Linked DNA regions of Homo sapiens: region 2 is linked to region 1. The links are chromatin loops, found by intact Hi-C in ENCODE. Cell type or tissue: natural killer cell. All regions are shown on one strand. Links, peaks and the distances in the headings refer to the core of each region. The heading gives the core; the rest is flanking DNA.

What was found. Hi-C counts contacts between places; a loop is a spot of excess contacts. Peaks named below come from ENCODE experiments on the same cell type or tissue, not always from the same donor. Only the 100,000 strongest peaks of a DNase experiment are listed, where the experiment ranks them.
Region 2: it touches region 1 in a loop (4-fold over the local background); 2 of 110 quality-filtered maps call a loop at or near these places.

What each region holds. Positions count from the first base shown.
Region 1 is chr12:52,563,644-52,569,020 of GRCh38, forward strand. KRT74 (keratin 74) reads right to left here. Exons shown (of 9, transcript NM_175053.4): 7 at 4,526-4,746; 8 at 4,016-4,050; 9 at 2,139-3,525. The coding sequence ends at 3,326. Among named protein-coding and RNA genes, the nearest start is that of KRT74, 7.5 kb to the right of the region's middle. In natural killer cell, for the core only: no CTCF peak of the experiment used is centred there; a DNase peak (open chromatin) is centred at 3,348; H3K27ac peaks cover 2,245 bases.
Region 2 is chr12:52,349,104-52,354,480 of GRCh38, forward strand. It overlaps the pseudogene KRT89P. Among named protein-coding and RNA genes, the nearest start is that of KRT85, 16 kb to the right of the region's middle. In natural killer cell, for the core only: no CTCF peak of the experiment used is centred there; a DNase peak (open chromatin) is centred at 2,748; H3K27me3 peaks cover 3,039 bases.

The DNA of each region.
Region 1 (5,377 bases), core at 247-5,246:
TTCCAATATTTTCTTTCATTTGGCAGGTTGTCTTTTCACTTTCTTGATAATGTCCCTTACTGTAAAGAAGTTTTTTAACTTTGAGGAAGTCCAATTTATCTAGTTTCTCTTGTGTTGCTTATGCTTTTGATGTCATATCTAAGAATTCATTGCCAAATCAAGGTCACAAAGATTTCCCTCTACATTTTTTCTAAGAGTTTTATGGTTTTAGCTCTTATATTTAGGTTGTTGATTCATTTTGATTAATTTTTGTATATGATGTAAAATAGAGATTCAACCTCATTCTCTGGCATGTGGATACCTCGCTGTCTCAGCACCATTTGTTGAAGAAGCTATTCTTTCCCTTATTGAATGGTCTTGGTACCCGTGTCAAAATGGCCATAACTGTAAATAATTGAAATTAACAATCACCTCTGGTCCTGCCTTCATGATTTCTCCTCTTGGGCTTCAGGGGACTCTGAGTCCAAAAGCAAGAGCACAGTCACTCCTGTGCACCTCTCAGCATCTTCATAATCCCAGATGGCAGAGAATCTCTCCATTTCTCAGGTGGATAAGCTGCAGCCAGAGAGGCTGCTCCTTCTGCCCACCTCAGCACTCTAGTAGAGGACACACTGTATCACATCTGCTTAGCCCTTCATCCCTGCATCCAGAGCCACGTTTGCGTGCAGCCATCACAGCCCAACAGCACCAGCTCAGGTGTGCCCAGTTGTCAGGGGCATGCTGCACAGCAGCCTTGAAAGAAGTGATTTCACGGAGGCTCATGTATTAATACTTCTCCAAATGCTATTTCAGGTTGTGGGTCTCATTCCCTCTCTCACCTCAGGCCCTCTTACTGGGTCCCTCACTGGGAATGTGGTCTTTTGGGAAAGACAGAGCATCAATGCTAGGAAGGGCCTTAAGGGTATCTGGTGCAAAGGCTCTTAACCGGTGGTTCATGACCCAGGGAATCCATGGATGGGCTGTGGGGATCTGTGAACCTCTGGACATGCAGTAGACCCTGTCCACATTTCAGGGGAAAGATCCATGGCTTTCATCAGCTCTCAAAATGTTCATGACTTACAAGGTTAAGAACCACTGTGTGTAACAGGTGACTGGTTAGTGGTAGAGCTAGAATGGAGCCTCCCACTCCCAGGGCACTAGTTCAGTATCCACAGTGGCAGCAGTGGTGACATCAGAGGGAGACATTTGGGCAGAAAGCCCAACACACTCTTGGGCTCTTGTGTTTCCCACGGTTTACTGCACCCTGGCACACACAGAAGAGGACCTCCTTAATACATGAAAGCCACAGGGAGGTGAATGGAGGCCACTACTTAGGCCAGAGTCCCCATCCTCCCAAGGCCTGTCCCCATTATCTTGAGGCCTGTAGAGGTGAACATCTTTGGGCACACCCATGACACAAGACAAATTTGAAAGCTGCTTAGACAGCTAGACTCTGCCGGCCACAGCTGAGGGACTTAGAAATCCACCCAGCCCCACTGCAGATTAAGCATCTCTAATCCAAAAGTCTGAAATCCAAAGTGCTCCAAAACTTTTGGAGCATTTTATTTAAAATTTGTACAAAATTATCTTTAGCCTACGCAGAAGGTATATATGAAACATAAATGAAGTTCATGTTTTGATTTGGGTTCCATCCCCGAAGTATCTCATTATGCACATGCAAACATTTCAAAATCCAAAGTCAGGAATGTTTCTGGTCCCAAGAATTTTGGATAAGGTATACCCAATCTGTATTGACTTTGGAAAATCTGAGATCTCCCACCCCCTACTAAATAAGCACATGAAAGCCTGTGTCCAAACTACTATGTTGCTGTGATTTAAATTCCCTCTCCAGGAGCCCATGTGTCCATCTTTCTGGTTATTTAATTAAACTCTCCTCCTCTTCCAGGAAGCCTTCCTTGCTTAGCCTCTCTATTCCAGTCCCTTACTAGCATTGCTGCCTTAGGCTGCCCTTCCCTGATTTACATGAGTGTGTATCTGTCTCTTCCAGCAGCCTGAGATTGCCTCCAGAGCAGCCTCATCTGAGTTGGCCTGCAGCTTCCCAGCAAGAGTCCTGCACGCTTGCTGGGGAGAAATGGAGGGTGGCACATCATCACTAGAGGGTGGAACATTTGGAAAGATTAACAGACTGACAGAAGCATACCTCTGACAACACTCAAGGACAACTTAATGAATATACAGCAGAAATTCAGAGTCTTTAATTCAAACAAAAGAGGAAATAGATGCTGCCATTCTTAGGAATATTTACACCCTGAGCCACGACATCTGGACTAGGCAGTAGCACTCAGCGACAGAAAAGCCAGCTCCACTCACTGAGCTCAGCTCATGGCACCAAAAATTGAGAGTCAGAAGCTATGTAGGACACAGCCCCAGAGAGACTGTGGAAGACAAATCACATACCCACAGTCCTGACAAAAGGCAATGTAATTACGCTGCCCTCATCAAAAAGAATGGTGACTTTGACAGCCCTTTTGTTAAAAAGGCAGTGACACACCACAGAAAAAGCATAGATCCTTGTGTCGGCCAGGCCTGACTCTGGCACATAGGTGGGTGACTGGGGCCAGTTCAGCAGCCTCTTGGGATCAGGCTCCCAGTCTGTTCCAAGGATGCTCATTGCATCTTCTTTGCAGGAATGGATGAGAACAGGAGGCAATATGTGTAGGGTGTCTGGCATCTAGTAGGTGCTTGACAAATGATGGTAGCTATTGCTGATAATGAAGGAGGTGGGTGGGTGACACAGGCTGGCAGAGAATCCCCAATACACCTTCACTTGGCTTTGTGGAGATGGGTGCAGCTGGTGGTCTACAGATGTACACGTGGTGTCCTAAATATTGGCGTCATCCTGCAAAGTTGTTTCTGATGGAGCAAGTAAAGGCTGTCTAACTTCTCACCACCTGCTTACAGGTCTCGTGTCACCCCACCATGCTGGCAGGGGATGTAAAACCTCTCAGACAGTAGCTAACTTGGCCTAAGCACAGAACAAACCAGCCCCTCCCCTGTCGTCTCCTGCTCCTTCCCTCTTTCTAGGGATGATCACAGCTTCCTTAGGGCCAAGAAGGTTATAATGGCTTGTGCCTCCAAAGCCTCCTGCCAGCCAAAGGCAGCGAGGAAAATGAGAAGTCGTTAGTCCACATGGGACCTAAGGAAACAGGGAAGGTGACTGTGTCAATCAGAGCTTGAAAGTAAAAGCTAAACCACGATGCAGACAGTTGAGTGTACTACAGACAGTTTTAAAACTCAGGGCCTGGGAACTTGGGTGTGGCAGACACCTTTGGGGGTGGCAAAGTCACCTCTTCTTCCAAGTGCTGAGGTGGGTGAGGCCATGGGTCTAGCGGGTGGCTTTCCTTGCTGGGATGCTGGCTGGGGTGCTCTTGCCCTGGGTGTCCTTGAGGTCTCCCCCTCGCGCCTCTGTGGTCTTGGTCTGCCCGCTCTGGGTGCTGCCAGAGCTGCCTGCCACAGCGCTGGCCCCAAGGTCAACACCCGCAGAGCTGGGGTGGTGGTAGCTGTAGCTGCTACTGCTGATGACAGCTGAGGAGGAGGGGCCAAGAGCAGGGGAGAGGAGCAGTGTCAATCAGCAGATAACAGCTATGGTAACGGCTGTCCCCAAGGGCTTCTCCACAACAACACCTCATTTAATCCGCAGAACCACCCTCAGTAGTCAAGAAGCACTACAGAGATGAACTGAGAGCCTATTACGGGCCGGACTTCGTGTGAGGTGAAGACCCCATCAGATAGATACAGTCCCTGCCCTCCTGGAAATGCTAGGAAAATCCATGTCCACCAACCCTTTCTCCAAATGACAACGTCCCAGGGGAGAAACAGGAAGGGAAAAGGGTGGGCATGACCTCAGTCACCATTTCACAGGATGAAAAGGGAGAACATTTCCTTTGAAGCCCAGAAACCTTCCCAAGACAGTAACAGAAGCTTCTTGGGAGGTGAGACAGTAAATGGAGGTGACATCACTTTGTCCCAGGGTCCCTGGCTTTCCCAACCCAAGGCATCTCTCAAGAATACTCACAGATGCTCACAGAGGATGGATTCTCACCAGACATCCTGTGAGACAGAAAGTTAGAGAAAGATAAAAACTCAGTGTCGAGATTCCACTAAACATCAATGGGCTCCTGCTTTTATACGTGCATCATTTAAACTCATCCTTATAACAACTTACGAAACTGACACTATCGCCTTCATCTTACAGATGAGAAAACAAGAGTCCTGGAGATACTAGATGATTTACCGAGACCACACCACTAGCATAGGATAAAGCCAATAATTAGCCCCTGCTGAAGAGCCAGTCATTAGCCCCAGGTCTGTCTGAGCCCCCGGTTCTCATCACAGCAGCACACGGCCATCTACGCTTCATGGCTCATGTCCAACAACCCCTTGCAGGAAGCTGCCTCTGAGTTCACGAAATCACCACATCTCTTGCTTGTATTGGCACTAACCATGTTGTTCTCCAGGTGGCCCCTCAGCCAGACAGGAGCCACACCCCAGTCCCTTCTCACACTTTCCCCTCCACCCCACCTACCTGCACTCCTCGCCCTCCAGCAGCTTGCGGTAGGTGGCAATCTCCATGTCCAGGGCCAGTTTCAGGCTCATGAGCTCCTGGTACTCGCGCAGCATCCGCGCCAGCTCCTCCTTGGCCTGGTGCAGGGCGCCCTCCAGCTCATCCAGCTTGGCCTGGGCATCCTTCAGGGCATTGTCTCCCCGCTGCTCAGCGTCAGCGATGGCCGTCTCCAGGCTGGCACGCTGAAGGGCAAAGAACAGAGAGACCATCAGAACAGAAAATTACATTTAGCTCATACCAGTTAAGTAGAACAATGCCCTCATTTTGCAGATGGGGCCCTAGGTGACAAGGAGTAAAAGCTGCAAAGCCAACACCAGAACTTTGTCTCTTCTATTTTCTATTGCAGAGGAGTATTCAAAGCTGTTATCACATGAAGCTGTGGAAGCAGTTGCATTTCAGGAGGTCAGGAAGAAATGTCGATGTTTGCAAAGTTAGATAGTGCCTGAGACCGGAGGCCACCAGTATCTACAGATTCAAAATACTACAGGTTCAGGAAAATCATGCCCGATCCCCTAGCAAGGCCAGCCCTGAGGATGAGACAGTATGCCACGGTCCCACTGTGATCAGATTCCTGCTGCAGGACCTCTCCCCATTGGGGATCCTTCTGATCTGTTAGCATCCAGATGAGTGTTTCTGGACTCCAGCACTCTGGGGAGAGTCTGTGTGAAGGCTCCCACATCTGGCCTTCCCTTAGAGCAGGAGGATAAGGCCCTAAATTATAGGCACAACCTCAGAAGCTGGACTCTGATGAACATCTGGGGGGCATTGCGATGCCTGTTGCTAACAGAGAGGGAGGAACTATGCTCATGGAAT
Region 2 (5,377 bases), core at 190-5,189, 210 kb before region 1:
AGTTTTATAGTTTTACCTCTTGCATTTAGGTCTGTGATCCATCTGAACTTTATTTTTTTTTTTTGTATACACAGTGAGTAGGGTTCTAAATTAATTTTTCTACATATCATAAGAAAATAGATTATGTAATCCATCCTTTCGCCAGTGATTTGTAATACTACCTCCAGCACAACACAGTGCTCCCACACATGCCTGGCTTAATCTCTGTCTTCTGCCTTCTGAGTTGCTGTTCTTCATCACTGCACAGGATGTATCATTAGTAATTTGTTGTGGTTAAGACCTGAGTAATGAAATATGCGAGTGGTTTACTTTTTAGATGTGAAATTAGAGAAGATTCGAAGTTGTCCCGTGATAACAGTGCTTTTGTTCATTTGCTTCTGATATGCTTTCTTAAGCGGGGTGAAGGGAGGGGCTGTAGTTAGTGTGTCCGGAGTTGTTGCACATGGGAGCTTCTTTCAGCAAGATGATCTCAGCAGGCCAAAGAGTGAGACCCTGCACAGTGGCCTTTGAATACCTGAGCTTGGTGCTAATTAACTGCATAGCTTAGGGCAAGTCACAGCTTTTTGGAGTCTTAATTTCTTCATTTGCATAATGGGAACAATAATGCCTGTAGTGACAAGCTTGCAGAATAACTTTGAAGGTCAAATAAGATAACATCTATGAAAGTACCTTGTAAACGAACAACGGTATATACAAGTATAAGGTAATATCACTAATAATGATCATTCCTATTTCAGTGCTAACATTTCCTCCCTCTAATGGCTCACCTGCCAAACTCAAGTCAGTTTTATGATAAAGTGTACAAAAATGAAGGAAAAAAATCCAAATGGGCCATGTCCCTGCCTAGTTAATTTTCCATTTATATGTATTTCTTTTAAATAGTATTAAGTTTAAAAATTAACCGTTTTGAATGGAGATAAAATAGGATGACCAAGGCCACTGGAGACCCACCAGAGTCCCCACAACCTGCACCCTTTTTAAACTCCTTCCCTTCTGTCCATCCCCACAGCGCTGCAAGCTGGAGGCTGCGGTGGCCCAGTCTGAGCAGCAGGGTGAGGCAGCCCTCAGCAATGCCCACTGCAAGCTGGCTGAGCTGGAGGACGCCCTGCAGAAGGCCAAGCAGGACATGGCCTGCATGCTCAAGCAGTACCAGGAGGTGATGAACTCCAAGCTGGGCTTGGACGTGGAGATCGCCACTTATCGCAAACTGCTGGAGGGTGAGGAGATCCGGTGAGGACAGGGGCTCCAGGGTCCCTTCAGGTTCCTACTCAGAGCTGGACTGAAATATTCCAGGCAGAGAATGTTCAAACTGGGAAAGACTCTAGAAATCATGGACTCCAACCATGTCCCCATTTTGCAGATAGGGAAACTGACATCAGAGAGGGGAAGGGGCTTGCCCAAGAGCACAGCCAGTTAATGGCTCACCTAAAATGTACCAGTCTCTGGGCTGGCCACCAATGCTCTTCTCCCTCCTGCACGGCCCCTCAGGCTGGAATCTGGATCTCATTCCAAGGCCACTACTTTACCCTCTTGACTGAAAGGATGTTTCTGCAATCAGCTTCAGTGGGTTCTTAAAGCTGGAATCATTCAGAAAATTAGTTAAAGGCCATTTGATTTGGGATGTGCAAAGAATCCTATCAACCTAGATAGCCTGGTGTTCAGGACCAGGGAATAGAAATGAGCGGCACAAGTTCTGTCCTTGCAAAGGAAGACAAGACAGACATACATCAGTCCTCCAGAGCCTGGGGTTAGTGGCCCAGGGAAGCTGTCACAGAAGGAGGCTGCCTTCTCAACAGCTGAGGAGAAGCTATGCTGACAATTTGAGCCAAGAATTGAGGGCAGGTGAAGCCAGTGTGGGGCAGAGTGATGCGTATTTACACCTGGGATGGTTGCATGGTCCTCTGGACTTGGGACGGCCACATCGTTAGAGTTTCTAGCTGGGTCCCTTCAGGGCGGGGAGGCTAGACTGGGTAGTAGAGTATACAGGTGAAGAGCACAGGCCATGAGCCCACTCTGGGTTCAAATCCCAGCTCTGCCACTTATTAGCATGTGACCTCTTTGTACCTCAGCATCTTCAGCTGTAAAACAGAGATAATCACAAAATCCACCTTGTAAGGCTGTTGCAGGATTAAGTGAGTTTTAATGGAACATAGTAAGCCCCAGTAGGAGGAGGTGATTGTCATGAGATGATGGCCAGGCTGGGCTGCCCCCATGAAGAGGGAACTCAAAGGCCTGGTTGGCTTTGGAAACCTTCCATGAAGCGTCACTGATGGCAGCCCGGCCACGCTGCTGGACTTGCTCCATGCTTGGCTCAAGCACACACACTTTTCTGCCAGCTTCCTTGGGGCTTTGGGTGAAGCCACTGGAGTTCTGTCTGCATTCGGATACTTAAGCCCCCAACCCACTCACTAGCATTCAGTGAGCAGCTGGCACTTGCACTGATTTTCATTATGATACTAATAATTAATGGATTAATAACTCAATCAGAATTATTAGTACACATCCCCTATCCATGTGATTTTAAAGTCAATTTAGCATATTGTGCTATGTGTACTGTGGCCATTGACCTTTTAAGAGACTGCCTCCTCTTGGCATTTAAAATATTTAATTTAATTACATAAGTAATGCTCGCTGCTGCCAATACAGAAAATAAGAAAACAAAAGCATTCAGAGCCACTCAACTCAGAGATAGCTGTCGCCAGCATTGTGGTTTGACAGGCACCACCACGGGCACTGTGGGTTCCTTGAAAGGGCACAGTCGTAAGGCTGTGGCAATGCCAGACTGAGTGGCAGGAAACCGAGCCAGATGTGTACATCCTCACTCAAAAGATGAGTGAAGAAGTGTTTTGAGCTGGGCAGAATGAGGCAGGGTAGAGCTTTCCTGGGGAAAAAGGTTTGAAGTGGGAAGCTACAAAAGGGGAGACAGAACAGAAAGTGCAGAGAGGTGTGAGGGAGGAGGGAGTGTTTATAAAAAGCCCACTGTAGTGGTATATATGTCTCATCATAAATAATATCCACATATTTTTTGAGACAGAGTCTCACTCTGTTGCCCAGGCTGGAGTGCAGTGGTGCAATCTTGGCTCATTGCAAACTCCTCTTCCCGGATTCGAGTGATTCTCCTGCCTCAGCCTCCCAAGTAGCTGGGACTACAAGTGCCTGCCACCATGCCTGGCTAATTTTTGTATTTTTAGTATAAAAAGGGTTTCGCCACGTTGGCCAGCCTAGTCTCGAATTCCTAGGCTCAAGTGATCCACCTCCCTCAGTCTCCCAAGGTGCTGGGATTACAAAAATGAATTGTTTATAATGTTGGTAGCAAACATATTGGATTTCCTTACTATGTGCCAGTCTCCATTTTAGGCACTTTCCATGTAGAACTCAATCGAACTTTACAATAATCCTTTCAGGCAGGTATTATCACCCCCATTTTATGCTGGAGAAATTGAGGCACAGAAAGGTTAAGCGACCTGCCCAAGATCACCCAGCTAGTAAGCCGCACAGCCAGATTTAAGTCCAGGCAGCCTGGCTTGAGAGTCCAGGCTCTTAACCACACCATACTCTTCAGCCTCCCTCTGCATTGAATGAAATCAGATAGATGTCTGGGGTACCATTTAAAATCATGGTATAAAAATGAATCTGTTTGAGTAATAGGCAAGCTTTTTCCTGCTCAGAGACGTCTAGCTAGGTAGCAGCAGCTTCCATCACCACTTTGGCTTTGCTGGCATTTCCAGCCAAGGGACCAGGAGGATGCCCCCCTCATCTCTACTTCCCAGTTCACCAAATTTCCATGGCTGAAAGCCAAACATGGCATAAAGTGGCATTTTGGATCCTGTAAGCTAACATACTCCTGTCCTTTTGGGATCCCAGCAAGCAGGACCAACACTGATGCTGTCTGCAGCAGGTGGGTAGCTTCCCCCTGCCTCTTAGGGCCCTTCTTCTCCTTCAGCATGGAGGAGAATAGGTTTGGTGCAAAAGCAGAGGAACTCAGCACTAACCGTACACTCTCTCCTCTCCCTGCAGGCTGTGTGAAGGCGTGGGCTCAGTCAATATCTGTAAGTTGGGTGTGTGTGGGCATGGCTTTCTGGGGTTTCAGCAATCTTAGTATTAGATTGCATCTAACTGATGACCAAGCCTCTGTCTATGGAGTGGTAGACAAGGGACTCCTGAGCTGATGTCTCTGGGATCCAGACAAACTGATGACCTCAAATATTTGACCATACATGGATCCATCTGGAACACCCATGAAGTCTAAGTTAATGAATGGTGCAAATTCTGAACCCCTATTTGGTTCTGCAAAAATAGCTTAAGCCTTTTAGTTACACACAGAATACTACTCAAGTGGTAGCATGTTCTAGTAAGAAAAAAAGCTAGGTTTATATTCTGATCATGTGGGTCTCTGCAGGCAACTTGTAAATCTCTATCTAATAATCCAATGTACACACAGCCCCTGGGCCAGGTGTCTGATTCCCATCCCTCCATTCCCCTCACCTCTCTAGCAACCATATTTCTAGATGACTCCTCTAGTGTGATCTATCAGTTTTTGCTCAAAGATTGTATGAACATGTCTCAACATCAGCCTGGTCCAAGTAGAGTTTGGTGTGCAATTTGCTAACCACACTCCTGAAGAAGCAGATGGCAGTGGGTTCAGGTTTGCCTGTAGTTTAAAAAGACTCATGTTGCTGGTCCCTCAGAGAAGGAAGATAATTAATCATTGGTTCTAAAGGATTCTGGGTCATAACATGTCTGAGATGGAAGAGAATTCTGACCTGTGTCTCTGTCCACATGTGTGAGCCATTCCCAGGGTGGTGTGGTCTGCGGGGACCTGGACTCCACTGCCTCCTGTGGCTCAGGGGGTGTGGCCATCAGCAGTGGTGCACTGTGTTGCCCCTCTGCAGTGGGGGCCTGCTCCAGTGCCCAATCTGTGCGGTTTGCATAGAGGGGGTGGGACTCTGGACGGACCTGTTCTGATGGGGGCAGTGTGGGTTGGGGAGTGGAAATCTTTTCTCTTGCATGACCAAATGTCAGTTTAGTAATTTCCCCTTACAGAGAACCCAGAACTAACTCTCCTGTTTCCTTCTTATTGGAGTTAACAATTTACTTTCTCTGTGTAAACCCTGGGTTTGACATTATTTTCACTTCCATTGCTTCTCCCCTTCCCTGTGGTTCAGGAATGAAATAGAAAGGCTTTTTTTTGAATGAATTTCTCGGTCATTGTCTTCCCCAATTAACTTCAGGCCAGCAGATGTTAAATTAAGTCCTGACTGTGTGCCAGATCCTCTTGGAACGGAGCCAGCTAGAGGGTGTGGAGTATGTGGGAACATCTCTGCGCTTTGCCCTCGGATGACAGGGGCTCCAGATGCTGCCTCAGCATGGAAGGGTG